Linked DNA regions of Homo sapiens: region 1 is linked to region 2. Evidence: chromatin contacts called from ENCODE Hi-C or POLR2A ChIA-PET data. All regions are on one chromosome and are shown on one strand. The core of a region is the stretch at or near the end of the contact, and the rest is flanking DNA. Distances in the headings are between cores, read along the strand shown.

Region 1 (6,942 bases), core at 3,122-5,621, 150 kb after region 2:
GGATTTTTGCAAAAACTGTGCTCACTAGGTAAAATATGAACTAGCCTTGTTCCTGCAGATCCCTCCTGGGGTGCTTTCTAGAATAGCTTTGGGGAACACAGTTCTGGCCAATGTTAAGATGATGGCTCACTCACTCACTTTCAGAATTCAGCTGGTCCTTGAAGGCTTTCTGGTTTCACTGAGTTAATCTGGCGGACCCAGCTGAGGGCAAGATGGAATTGTGGAAGAGCTTCAGCCAACTGTGTTCACCTGCCTTCCCCCATGTACGCAACCTACTCCATCCTGCACAGGTGAGGCTAGTGCGGGGCTGGCAAAGCTTGTGGTCGGGAGGAGGGAAGGGTCTGGCCTTAGGTGTCAGAGAGGCAGAGGGCTTCACATTTACCCAGTTTCTTCCTACAGGGCCATGAGCAGCCCTGTGTGGCAAATCAAACCAGGGGTCAGCAACTTTTTCTACAAAGGGCCTGACAGTAAGTACCTCAGGCTTTGTGGGCCACATGAATTCTGTCACATATTATTTCTTTTTTTTACAACTCCTTAAAAAGGTAAAAGCCATCGCTTGAGCCAGGGAGGTTGATGCTGCAGTGAGTCATGATTGCACTACTGTACTCCAGCCTAGGTGACAGAGCCAGGCCCTGTCTTAAAGAGGAAAAACCATTCCTAGCTCACGGGGCCACATGCCATAGTTTGCTGACCCCTGAATTCAACCTTTCTGCTTTTCTGCAAGCTGCCTCTCTCTCGAAATGTTTTGACATCTAGCTTGCTGACACCTTTGATTCAAGCCTGGCGCAGCGGGACTGGCTGAGCTCACCTGAGTCTTAAAGGGGCCGCCCACAGAGCCAGGCAGCGACTACAGATCCCTCTTATACTCCCTCACTGCTGCTGGGAAGAGCTGGAGGGAAACAGGAAGCAGTAATCTCACTGCAGGAAGGGGCAACTGTAGACATCCGGGAAGCATCCCGACAGTCCCGTTCCTTTCGGGGAAGCCGCTGAAATCTCCTTTCCCTTCCCTAGATGGGCCCTAGTGGACCTAAGCATCTGGGCTCTCAGCAGGACGATGTGTCTCAGAACCACCACCTGAGCCAGACACTTGAGCAATTTCAAACCTAAACACAATCATGTGTTTCAGCAGCAGACACTCAACAATGCAGGTGGGCCCTTCCCCTTGAGATTTAAACTTCAGCATTAGCAACAACTGAGAACAACCCATACATTTTCCCCACCGGACCCCTGTGCTGGTCAAACACGTAACAACACAACCAGGACAGGGCGCCTGCACCACCATTCGGGCACAGAGTCAGCTCAACAACAGCGTGGGACTACTCATCTGATGACTTTACTCAGCAGTGCTTGGGGCTGTCGGGTTAAAAGTCTTGACACGTCTGGGGTCCCAACCAAAACACAAAACGAAAAATTCTTTTTTTGGAAAAACGCTTTCAGACAGAGCATTATTCCCTGGAACAAGCCTTGGTCATTCGTGTGTTTTAAAAATAAAAAGCGCAGCGAGAACAGAGGTAGGACTTAATGTTGCCATCCGAGAGTTTTCTGCGAGGCCAAGAATGAGCTAGAACGTGTGCCGCGGTGAGGCTGCCACCACCAGGACTCTTCTGCAGGATGCGAAGGGAACAGTCTGGATGTGTGCGCCTATGTGTGCACGTTCTTCCTAAAACATGGTTCTTCTTGAAGACACGGTGGGAGCGGAGTTTTGTGTCTCCTGGCCGGCGGCTCCTGGTTCTCCCAGGCCACACGACTGACAGCTCCCCTTCTTGTGCTGCATGTTGGTTAGTTTCTTCTCCTCCTCTCTATGGCAAGAGTAGGGGAAAAGTTAGGATGACTTCACTCGTTTAAGGGAAATCAAGATGTAAGGGGTCGATCCAAATCCACAGTGAAAGTGAGGGAGGGATCATATGAAAATATCCGCCCAGCCTGACGCAGCAAAAGGCGGGTCAGCTTTTGCTCATCCACGAAGGGCTCTTTAAGTTTTCTGGGGCGGGTTTCCCTGATGGTTTGGAGGTTGCAGCTGGGTCCCTCGGGGTTCCCTGGGGCTCATGCAAGAAGGAAGATTCACTCAAAGTGGTGTCCTGGGAGTCAGCGACGGTGGACGGGTCAGCCTCACTGGACAGGTCTTCCGTTGAGAAGGTGAGACTCCCCAGCTTGGCAAGAGAGTGTGAGCGCTTCAGTGGGGAAGAGACGGTGAGGCCCGCCAGCCGGAGCCGGGTCTCAATCTCCTGTGTCCGCTGCTTCACCAGCCCGGGCTTCCCACGGACACTGTGGATGCTATCGCTGCTGGAGCTCCGGGTCAGGTTGGAGCTCATGGAAGAGGAGGTGGGGGTGTAGCAGATGGTCTTCAGAAAGTCTTTTGAGAAACTACTGGTGTGGTCCAGGCGGTAGAAGAAAGGAGGGGGGCTCTTCAGTGAGCCTCCTTCCAATGAAGCGGGGGCGGCCTCTGACTTCTCATCACTCCCGGCCTGGCTGGGCATAACCAGGGGGCCCAGCTCGTGGAGCGCGGCTGGATCCTGGCTCTCCTCGGGGATGCTGGCCTCCAGCCTGCTGGCAGGGCCATCCCTGGAGGGAGGTGCTGGGTCTGCAGGCACGCTCTTCAGCCGCTCTAGCTCTTTGGTGTGCTTGCGGACCAAGCCTGCCTTCTGCAGCTGAATGATGGACTCCTGGTGCTGCATCAGGTAGCTGTTGGTTGTCGGCTTCTCAGATTCATTACTGAACAGAAGCCTCAGGTCCTTGGCTGGCTTCATATCTTTCTTGGGTGACGATTCTTCCTTTATTACCACTTCTGTGCTGGGAGGGTTCTTATCACAGTGAGAATTCTTCAAAAGGAGGGACTTTGGCAGGACTTTTGGGGTCTCTCTGGAAGGTTCCAAAAGGCTGGCTGGTGGCTCTAGGGCAGCTCCAGCCCCAGGGCCACTGGTGTCTGCCCTCCTGGAGCCTGCTGGTGGTAGGAACGGGGGAGGTTCGGTTGGGCCAGAGGCTGGCTTCTCCGGAACACGGGACCTGCTGGCCAAGTGGGCCACAGGGGAGGACGTGATGTGGGGTAGGAAGGCTGGCTGGGTGCAGATGGCGGGAGCATTGGGGTCCTCACATCGCTCCCTGGAGGCCTCAGGAGCCCCGCTGGCTGTAGGGTACATGCAGTCGGCACAGGATTTATAGGAAGGCTTCACTTTGTTAAGGATCCCAAATATAGCATCATCCTGCAAGGAAGGGGACAAGAGCATGGTGAGACGGTGCAGTCATGAGCCAAAGACCAAAAACATGAGGGTGGGCAGGGAAAGGGGTGCGAGGCCGGACTGGGGGCCAGGCCTGGAGGGGAGGCTCTCATTTCACTTAATACTGACAGACAGACCTCCTGGAGCCCACTTGATCGAGAATAACCACTGGCCTGAGGTGGATTTTATACCCCAATAGAAAACAAGTTTACATTGTTTCCTAAGGAAACCCTCCTGCCTTTTGGTCAGTGAGGATCTAAGTGAACGTGACACATGCCTCTGTGTCCCCACCCTTCACTTCCTTACAGGCCAACTGACAGGTACCCAGTGGTCCTGGGAATGGACTAGAAAGCTGTGTGAAGAGTCCCAGGGGAGAGAGGGACAAGTTCTAAGTCTCCGCGGAGGGAAGGCTTCCCAGAGGAACTGACACTTCAGCTGAGGCTTCTGGGACAAGCAGGTGTTGACCAGCCAGAGAGAGCAGCATGCAGGTCCAGAAGCAAAGCAGGAAGGAGGAGGGCACCCCCCTACCCCACCCCGCCTGCACAGGACTGTAGGCTGGAGGGCAGGACAAGGCAGGAGGGCAACAGGGCTCTGTCTCTCTCTCTTTCAAACAGATAAGAGACAAGGTCCTACTATGTTGCCCAGGCTGGTCTCGAACTCCTGGGCTCAAGTGTTCCTCCTGCCTCGGCCTCCCAAAGTGCTAGGATTACAGGTGTGAGCGACTACACCCCGCCAGCTCTGTCTCTCAACACCTCCTTATGTCCTTGCCCCATCCTCTGAGCCACTGTGATCCCAGCATCCCAACTTCCCCTCTTACCCCAGCAGCCTGCCTGTAGACCACAGCCAGAGGGGGCTCATCACCCACCTGCTTAAAGGCCCCGCCATGGCTTCCAGTTTTTTTTTTTTTTTAAATGAAGTTTCGCTCTTGTTGCCCAGGGTGGAGTGCAATTGCGTGATCTTGTCTCACTGCAACCTCTGCCTCCCAGGTTCAAGCAATTCTCCTGCCTCAGCCTCCTGAGTAGCTGGGATTACAGGCATGCACCACCACAGCCAGCTAATTTAATATTTTTAGTAGAGATGTGGTTTCACCATGTTGGTCAGACTGGTCTCAAACTCCTGACCTCAGATGATCTGCCCGCCTCAGCCTCTCAAAGTGCTGGGATTACAGGCGTGCGGCACCATGCCCAGCTAATTTTGTATTTTTAGTAGAGACAGGGTTTCACCATGTTGGTCATGCTGGTCTCAAACTCCTGACCTCAGATGATCTGCCTGCCTTGGCCTCCAAAAGTGCTGGGATTATAAGCGTGAGCCACTGCACCTGGCCCAGGGTTTTATCTCATCTGTCTTTATGGGTATTTGCTTTGTGGTAGGCAGGGAAGTGGGGGAAATCCATAATTAGTATTTGATTTGGAATGCTTTATGGAGGTCGACAGATGCAACTGCCCAGTTTTGTTTGCATTATAACATGCTGTTAATAATAATAAACTGGCTGTATACTTGAATGCATCTGTCAGGACCCCAAGTGCCCCCACTTGAGAACCACGGCTGTCCTGTGAGATGGGCAGGTGAAGCCAGAGGCAACAAAGTCAGCAGCAGGGCAAGGGTGGAAGTGGAGACCAGGCTGCACGGCCACCCTTCCACTGAACCAGCCTCTGCTCCTGCATCACTTCCCCCATGGAGGAGGGAAAAGGTTGGCTGGAATTAACCAATTTCTCAGTAAGCACCAGGTTGAAGCTCAAACCTTGTGGCAGATAATCCACTAAAAATGGCAACTCCAAGAGACTAATGGAGTTAAGTATTAGAGTCTAAGTTGGAAGGCTGGATACTTGACAACGTTGGGAAATTACTATCAGTTTTGTTTTTGTTTTTAGACGGAGTCTCGCTCTGTCACCCAGGCTGGAGTGCAGTGGCACGAACTTGACTCACTGCAACCTCTGCCTCCTGGGTTCAAGCAATTCTCGTGCCTCAGCCTCCTGAGTAGCTGGGATTACAGGCATGCACCATCACACCCAGCTAATTTTTATATTTTTAGTAGAGACAGGGTTTCACCATGTTGGTCAGGATAGTTTCCATCTCCTGACCTCCTGATCTGCCTGCCTCGGCTTCCCAAAATGCTGGGATTACAGATGTGAGCTACCGCGTCTGGCCCTATCAGTTTTTTTAAAAGGTGACAATGGTATTGTGGCTATGTTAACATACTGGAGCATTTATGAATAAAATGATATATCTGAGGCCAAGCGTGGTGACTCAAACCTGTAATTCCAGCACTTTGGGAAGCCAAGGTGGGCAGATGGCTTGAGACCAGGCTGGGCAACAGTAAGACCTCATCTCTACAAAAAAATAGAAAAGATTAACCGGGTGTGGTAGCATGCGCCTGTGGTCCCAGCTACTCAGGAGGCTGAGGTAGGAGGATCACTTGAGCCTGGGAGGTCAAGGCTGCAGTGAACCGTGATCATGCCACTGTACTCCAGCATGGGAAACAGTGAGAACTTGTCTATAGTATGTATCTATCTATATCTACAGTATATACCTATAATATATATTTTTTAGATACAGGTATCTATATCTAAATCTGGGATTGGTTCCAGGATCATCAGGGGTGTGGGGAAGTGGGTGGTAGGGGTGAGATGAAAAAGAATAGTCATATATCGATAAAGGCTGAAGTTGGCTGATAAATTATATGTTTTAATTTTACATACACAAAAAGAAATTGAGTTGGAAGCCCTGCCCAGGGTATGAATAAGGTACATGGGGTGAAGATGGTGTGCAGAGATATGTGTTATTCCCAACAGATTCTCAATTTGCTATATAAGGTATGCACTACGTACCCACCAGCAGAATCACCCTGTGAAAGAACCCTCAGGTCCCTGGAGATGGGAGCTGGGGGCCCAGAGGAGACAATAGAAAAAAATCAGCTGGGTGTGGTGGCGGGTGCCTGTAGTCCCTACTACAGAGGCTGAGGTAGGCCAATTAGAGTGGGATGGAAGGGATGGGGTGTGCCACCCTGCAGGCCGGGCTCTGCCTACCTCCATGCCGTTGGGACAGCTCCTCTTGCTGTTGTTGTTTAGGTTCTCCGAGTTGAGCAGGTTTTGATCGAGCTGGGTTGGAAGCTGCCCCCACCTCCCTGCTCCCAGGCCCTCCTCCCTTTCCGTCTCCTCCACCTGCAGCAAGGAGCCGCTCCGACCTTTGGGACTCCCAAACTCTAGTTTCTTCTTCACATCCTTCTCACAGAGTCCGGAACCTTGCTGGGGCTGTCTGGCCGGCCTGTGCACCTCTGCAGGTGGAGCAGCTTCCTCCAACAGAGCCTCCCTCTCCGGATCCTCCAGGTGGACCAAGCTGCCAGTTTCATCCTCAGGGGAAGGCAGAAGGGGGTCTGAGAGTCGCCGGAAACAGCAGGGGAGGGGGGGCCCTAAGCCGGGCTGGGCGGCATCATCCAAGAAGGGCAGCTGGCTTTCCGGGGTGCCATCTGGGGTCTCTGGCAAGAAGTCGCCAGGTCCTGCAGGGTCATCCACAGGCTGCTGGAGGCTGCTGTCTGTCTGCTGACGCCACAGCTTGTTGTGCCGCTGTTTGCTGCGGGGAGAGAGGGTAGAGGAAGGTGAGGGGAGGAGGATGGTGCCTGGGGGTGCTGGGAAGAGTATGCGGTGAGCCAGTGAGGGGCTGCCCAAGGTCAGGGCGCCAGGGACGATCCATGGCTCATTCAGGTAAAGCCTCTCTCTGTTCATTTGTT
Region 2 (6,498 bases), core at 3,254-5,753:
TGCTGGGAAGGGCAGACACTGGAGGTGGGGAAAGGATGGGCACTCCCGAGAGAACAGCACCTGCGAAGCTCAGGGGTAGAAGGCCTCCTGAACACAAGAGAACATCAGGAGAGGATGAGGGGCGGCAGGGCAGGCAACACGGGGCCTCCTAAGCCAGTGGTGAGGATTTAGTTTTTATTCTGAGTGGGATGGGAAACCATGGAGGGTTTGAAGCCTTAGACACAGGGGTCAATGAGCTTTTTCTTAAAGGGCTACACAGTAAATATTTTAGGCTTTGTGGCCATACGATCTCTGTTGCAGCTACTCAACTCTTCAAGTATAGAGCAAAAGCAGCCACAGACAAGGCACAGTGTGTTCCAATAAGCTTTACTGATGGACACTGAAATTTGAATTTCATATCATTTTTACTTGTCACTAAATATTGTTTTTTCCCCCAACCATTTAAAAATGTAAAAAGCCTTCTTAGCTTGTGGGCTACACAGAAGCTTCCGGCAGGTTGGAGTTAGCCCATGGGCCTTAGCATGTCTTCCCCCACCTTGATACCTGAAAAGGTGACTATGGCTGCAGCTCTGAGAACAGATTCAAGTGGGTGGGGGAAGCTGGGTTAGGAAGCTGTGACTGTTAACCTTGTCAACTTGACTGGGCAATGGCGTGCCCAAATATCTGGTCACGCGTTACCCTGGGTGTGTCTGTGAGGGTTTTCTGGATGAAATGAACATTTGAATCTGTGGGTTGAGTAAAGCAGGTTGCTCTCTCTGGTGTGGGTGGGTGGATCCATTCAGTTGAGGGCCTGAATAGAACAAAAAGGCTGAGTAATAAGGAATTCCTTGCAGGCGTGTGGCTCATGCCTGTAATTCTAGCACTTTGGGAGGCCGAGGTGGGAGGATCACCTGAGGTCAGGAGTTTAAGACCAGCCTGGCCAACATGGGGAAACCCCATCTCTACTAAAAATACAAAAATTAGCCAGGCGTGGTGGCGCATGCCTGTAGTCCCAGCTACTTGGGAGGCTGAGGCAGGAGAACTGCTTGAACCCAGGGGGTGGAGGCTGCAGTTAGCCAAGATCGTGCCACTGCATTCCAGCCTGGGCGACAGAGTGAGAGACTCCATCTCAAAAAAAAAAAAAAAAAAAAAAAGGAATTACTCCTGCCTGCCTTCAAGCTGGGACATCAGTTTTTAGCTGCTTTCCAATCTGAACTGAAAAACTCAGCTCTCCTGGGTCTCTCTGGTTTGTTGACTGCAGATCTTGGAGCTTAGCAGCCTCCATAATCATGAGTCAATTCCTTAAATACATCCCGATCTCTCTCTCTCTTCCCCCACGCAGACCCTATTGGTTCTCTTCTTCTGGAGAACGCTAATAGAGAGGCTCTGTCCACGCAGAAATGATGGGAGCACAGGCTGGGGGAGTCACCGGGCAGGTGTGAGAAGTAGCTGGGATATGGATGCACTGTGAAACCAGAGCCTGGGTGTGGGATACGCAAGAAGAGATGGGAGTCAAGGAGGCTCAGAGGTGGAAGAGCATGAACTTCCTCCTGTAGACAAAAGGGATAATCACTTGTGTCTCCTTCAGAGACCTTGACAGAAAACATCACTCTAGAAGCAAAACAGGGAACAGGCGGTTGGAGGCAGAGAAACCAGCTACAAGGCTGTTCGGACACTAGACTGTTATCTACATGGGGAGGCACCTGGCAGGTGGCCAGATCCCCAGATGGAATCTCCACCTTGTGGTTTATGAGGCATTCTAGGCCACTGCCTCCTGAAGACACTGCTCAGGGTGGTAAGAACTCATTTTGCATTTGGGGAGCTGTAGGTGGGGATGGTGATAAGCAGCCCAGGATTTTGTTCGCCAAGAGGTATTATTCCAACTTCCACAACCCAAATAGCATCTCTGCACGGAAATGAAGCTGCAACAGCTCCCTGTCATGGATGGGGCACTTCCCAGTTCTCAGACTTCATCACTAGAGCCCCCAAGCTTGGATGTTGTTGCTGAACTCCCTCAAGGCACTAAGTGTTAGCCTGAGCACCTCTCCTGGCTGGACCAGGGGTCACTTGCTCCATTACAGTTCTCTCCAGCTCGGTGACACTCTCACTGTAAATGCAAGTTCTCACTCAGTGAATGCCAAGACGAATGCAACCCTACCTAGTGGGGTAGAGATTAGGAAATGGGCGATGAGAGGCACAGGGCTCTTGGGAAGGGAGCCCTGCTGCTGGGGGCCTGAGAGACACCCAGTGGAGAGGAGCCTGGACAAACTTGGCAACCAGCCCCAACCACGTTCCGCAGCATTTTGGGGGCCAGGCACCCTGTGTGTGATCCCTTTCCACTGTAACCAGGCCTGCTCCCTGCTCTTCCCCTCGGAGACACAGATGACTGCTCCTCTCTGGCAGCCCAAAGCTTTCTCTGCCCCCACAACTGCCTGGGGGCCTTTGAGCCACTTCTCCCCAGTTCTGTTCCAAACCCACCAGGAAGTCCTTCCCCAAAAGTCCACTTACTCTTTGAGATCAGTGTGAGGAAGCTACTCTAAGAACAAAACTAAGCACCCGGTGGTGAGTGCCCAAGCTCAAGTGTGCAGATTTTTTCTGACAGCAGAATAGACCTGTCTACTTGCCTTCCAAGTTGAGTCCTGAAGTGGGTAACTTCCTCCTCTGACTTCTGCCCTCAGGCTCCCTGGGCAACGGCCCTGACGTTGCTTTCTAGCCCCTCACCATGAAGCCTGTCAGGGAGCCGCGTGCCTCACCCTCTATCTGCCCCTCACTAAACTCAGGATCCTAAAATCTGCCCTCTTACCCATTTTCGTTCACATGAATTAAACTCCAACTACAATGAATTTGAAGGATCCCATCTGCCTCTCTAAACTCACCCCCCTCCACATTTCAGCCAATCCAACCAACTCAGCAGTCACCTTATCCTCAAGGATCTTGGGATGCGCAGTAATTCCCATCTCCCACCCAGCCCTCCTGACACTCGCCACAGGGGAACTTTCAGCCGGCACACCACGGCCAGTGTCGCCTAGCGAACACACCCCCCCCCACCCCACACCCCAAAGTTCGAAGTTGAGAATAAGCCATTTGCTGGTGGACTCGGTTCCCACAGGAGGGATGAGGACAGCTGCCATCTGCACATCAGCTGCCTAGGACTTAACATTTCACACGTCACGTTTCAAATAGAGGCAGCAGCTGCAGCTGAGATGAAGCATATCAAAGTATACTTAGCCCTTACTATATTGGAAGAAAACGTATTTCCCAGTTCCGATGACCTTTGTTTTCTGCCATATTAAAGTCTTACGTAATTTAATTTTTATATAGCCAATCTGTCTTTTCCTTTGTGATGTATTCCATTGCTTTAGGGCTTACATTTTTTCTAGTCTGAAGTGTAGATTAAAAGGGACTTACTTTCTTCTAAATAGAAAAAGAAAAGGTTTTATTTTAACTGTGGACTCCATTAAGAATGTATATTGGTGTCCCTGCTGCCCCCACAGCTAACCAAATGTTGCTGCACCATTTCAAACATCTCCACTGATTTATGCTTATCTTAATAATTATTAACTTATCACTAATACATTAATTTTAATAATGCCTTTCTGGGAATAAATACATTTATAGGAAATTTCTAAATTCAGAAAAATAGGATTAAATAGAAATTACACACAACTTTACCTCCCTATAGCAATAACAACATTTCTGGTATTTATTCTACACATAAGTATACATTGTATATGCATATATCCTTTAAAAAGTTTGTCACAAGCCATCTGTTCGGGGTTGGTTTTACATATCTGTATTAGGAAACCTACACCTCTCACTAGAAGTTCTGGTCCTGAATGTTCTTATGAGGTCCAATGGACTTCACTTTCTTCCCCATTTTACTTCTGAATGGATTAGCCAACTAACATCATTTACTGCAGAGTGACTCCATGGGGTAGAGAGCTGATGAGAATTACTTTGTAAACACACTTTTTATGCTGACATCAGCAACACAGTTCACTGTAGGGCTCTTGGCATACACAGAAAAAAGTTGGTAGTGACATCCAGCACCCAGAAATAATATACTTTCATGTTTCAACCTAGGTAGGTATATATTTTAAACCCAAGTTGGAATTGACTTTATTTTACTATTTTTTTAATGTTTCCTATTCAATACTCTTTTTAAATGACTTTAAATAATGGAACAGAATTATAACATATGGATATGACAAGTAACTTACTGACCCCCTTCTGCAGAGTTGATTTTACTCTTCTAATTCCTGAATATACCTCCCACTAGTTCCCTGGGACAAAATTTCCAAAGGTGAGAATCTTGGGTCTTAAGAAAACCTTTAAGGCTTTTGATCCACTTGCCAGACTGCCCTCTGGAAAGGCTGTCCACCCCGCACATACCCGCTTTTCGCAGGAGAGGACTGCCACCCCTACATTCTTTGGCAAGGGACTTCTTTTTAACGAATAAAAGAGCACAAAGGGCACTGTCCGGCCTGGACATCAAGGGTTGCCCGTCTGAAGCAGGAAAGGCGTGCCCTTGACGGTGACTCATGTCCGTGACCCACTGCCAGCACTGGGATACTTAATGTGCCCGCAGAAAGAGAAGGGCCCACTTAGAGTTAACAGATTCTTAAGAGCCAACAAAGAGTTTTTCTGGGTGTAGAATACCAAGTACAGCAAGGGAAGTGACCTTGAAAAAAAAAATGGAAGTTCCCCCCAGACGAGGTCTGGCTGGCTGTCTGGGGCCAGCATGCTGACCTTCAGGTCTTCTGGCAAAGAATCAAGGTGGCCCGAGTGAGAAAACAAGTTAGTCATAAACAGACCACCACGCGTCTCCTGGCTGACTGCGGGCACCTCGGGTCTACAGAGAGCCCTGCCAACTTCTACTTCCTGCAGCCACGAGTGGACCAAGAACATGGCAGCCATTCTTCTCATAGACTAAAGCAACTTTAAGATAAGGCATTTGAGGAAGGGGAGCTTTATGCTGACCATTCATCATATTCAGAAAAAGCAAACAGTGGGAAATTCTTTGCTACAATCACTGAAATGTCACGAGACAATGTCATAGTGCGAAAGGGAAGCCCTGCAATTCAACTGACCCTGGAAGCCTGCTGGAATAAAAGTCACAGCTGAGCCAAGAGAATTTTGCTTCTATTGAAGAAAAAGTGCTTTCAAAGACTCTGTCAGAAAATCAACTCATAATAGTAACAGTAGCGGCCATGCAGCGAGGGTTGTTTGTGTGGCCACACAGGTATTCCTCTCATCTGAACTACATGGAATTATCATCCTCCTTTCAAGAAAAGGGACTCAGAAGGATTAGGAACCCCATCCCAGGACACACCGCTGGCAAAGGTCTGAGGCAGGATCCAAAGGCTCAGGTCTGCTGGAAGCCAAAACACAGTGCTTGACTGGCTTGGAGACCTCACTTGTACTTGAACTGAGCCACCCACACGCGCTTCCCCTGTACTTACCCCCGGAGAGGAGTATGGCACCGTGCTCGTCCACCAAAGTCAGAGAAGCTATGTCAGGCAGAGAGGTGGGGGCTGCCTCACAGACAGCCAAGGCGTGAAATAAACACAAACACCATTTTGTAATCAATGATTTTTATCTCTGAAAATGGAAGCAAGTGTTTTGACAGAACACTATGGCCACTCTATAAGAGCCGACCTAGGAGTAATTCACTGTCCTCTTCTGGGATGTCATGGCTTAAAAAAAAAAAAAAAAAAAGACAAAACAGGAAAATAATCCACAATGCTTTGGGCGCCTACTCTGAGCTTGGCTGGGCATCCATTCATTAAATAAGTCATAAGCTACAAACTAAGATCAGGGTAACTTTCCCTTGCCCTCCTGCTTCTCTTTGAACCACATGCCCTACGGTGTTTCACCACCATCAACAACTTTACTTCATTAATTCGATATCAGAACCTTAAAACACTACTGAATCTTAGACAAAAGGTCCTCAGCAGATTACATTGATAAAGAAACAAATACAGATTTGAATATAAGTCATTGCCATTATTGTTTTCTTTACATCTCATGATCCACTTCAATATTAAACACATACATACACACACACAAAACCACATCAAACATTCAGATGCCCTGAAATTGTGGAGACAGCACTCCCAGTATTGGCTGGATAAGAACATGGTCCTTTTTCTACACGGACATTACTCCAAGTTCGGCTGTCACCACACTCTGCCCTCACCCTGGCTCCCTGCATACAGACGTTTCCAGCCAGTCCCATGCCCACACCAGCACGAGCATGTGCAAGAATTCCCTTCGTGGTCCCAATGGCACTACACATTTCACGTTCAATCACAGACAGCCCTTCCAAAACAGAGGCTCCTTAAATCTTGTTTCCCAAGCATGCACTATAAGAAACTGGAAACGGGGCAAAGTTCCAGCTAACCGAGGAATGAACAGGTGACCAGAGCTCAGTCTCTGGCCCCCTCCGAGTCCGGGGAGCCTCTGTGCTTTGACGCAGCCTTGGTGAGAGATGGAGAGGCAGGGCAGGTTAGTTGTGCG

The links. A loop is a pair of places that touch in the nucleus more often than their neighbours do. ChIA-PET counts read pairs that join two places held with the same protein, here RNA polymerase II (POLR2A). Pooled maps may share reads with other maps.
Region 1: POLR2A ChIA-PET joins it to region 2 with 11 read pairs in Panc1. The contact joins two enhancer-like sites. A Hi-C loop is called at or near these places in 8 of 168 maps with a recorded cell type or tissue (CD8-positive, alpha-beta T cell, GM11168, IMR-90 and 4 more), 2 of 37 single-sample maps with no recorded cell type and 14 of 50 pooled maps. POLR2A ChIA-PET finds 5 or more read pairs at or near these places in 13 of 52 experiments (AG04449, AG04450, GM12878 and 10 more).

What each region holds. Positions count from the first base shown.
Region 1 is chr12:108,786,045-108,792,986 of GRCh38, forward strand. It overlaps SSH1 (slingshot protein phosphatase 1), which reads right to left. Exons shown (of 15, transcript NM_018984.4): 14 at 6,242-6,785; 15 at 1-3,200. The coding sequence ends at 1,944. Among named protein-coding and RNA genes, the nearest start is that of MIR619, 47 kb to the right of the region's middle. RefSeq lists an enhancer at 6,120-6,620. Within about 2 kb of position 4,372, at least 2 of the 41 ENCODE cell types and tissues checked have a DNase peak (open chromatin) inside an H3K27ac peak, as active enhancers do.
Region 2 is chr12:108,639,553-108,646,050 of GRCh38, forward strand. CORO1C (coronin 1C) reads right to left here. Exons shown (of 11, transcript NM_014325.4): 11 at 5,557-6,498. It overlaps LOC105369968 (a long non-coding RNA gene), which reads left to right. Exons shown (of 3, transcript XR_007063449.1): 3 at 1-6,498. Among named protein-coding and RNA genes, the nearest start is that of MIR4496, 7.0 kb to the left of the region's middle. Within about 2 kb of position 4,504, at least 17 of the 41 ENCODE cell types and tissues checked have a DNase peak (open chromatin) inside an H3K27ac peak, as active enhancers do.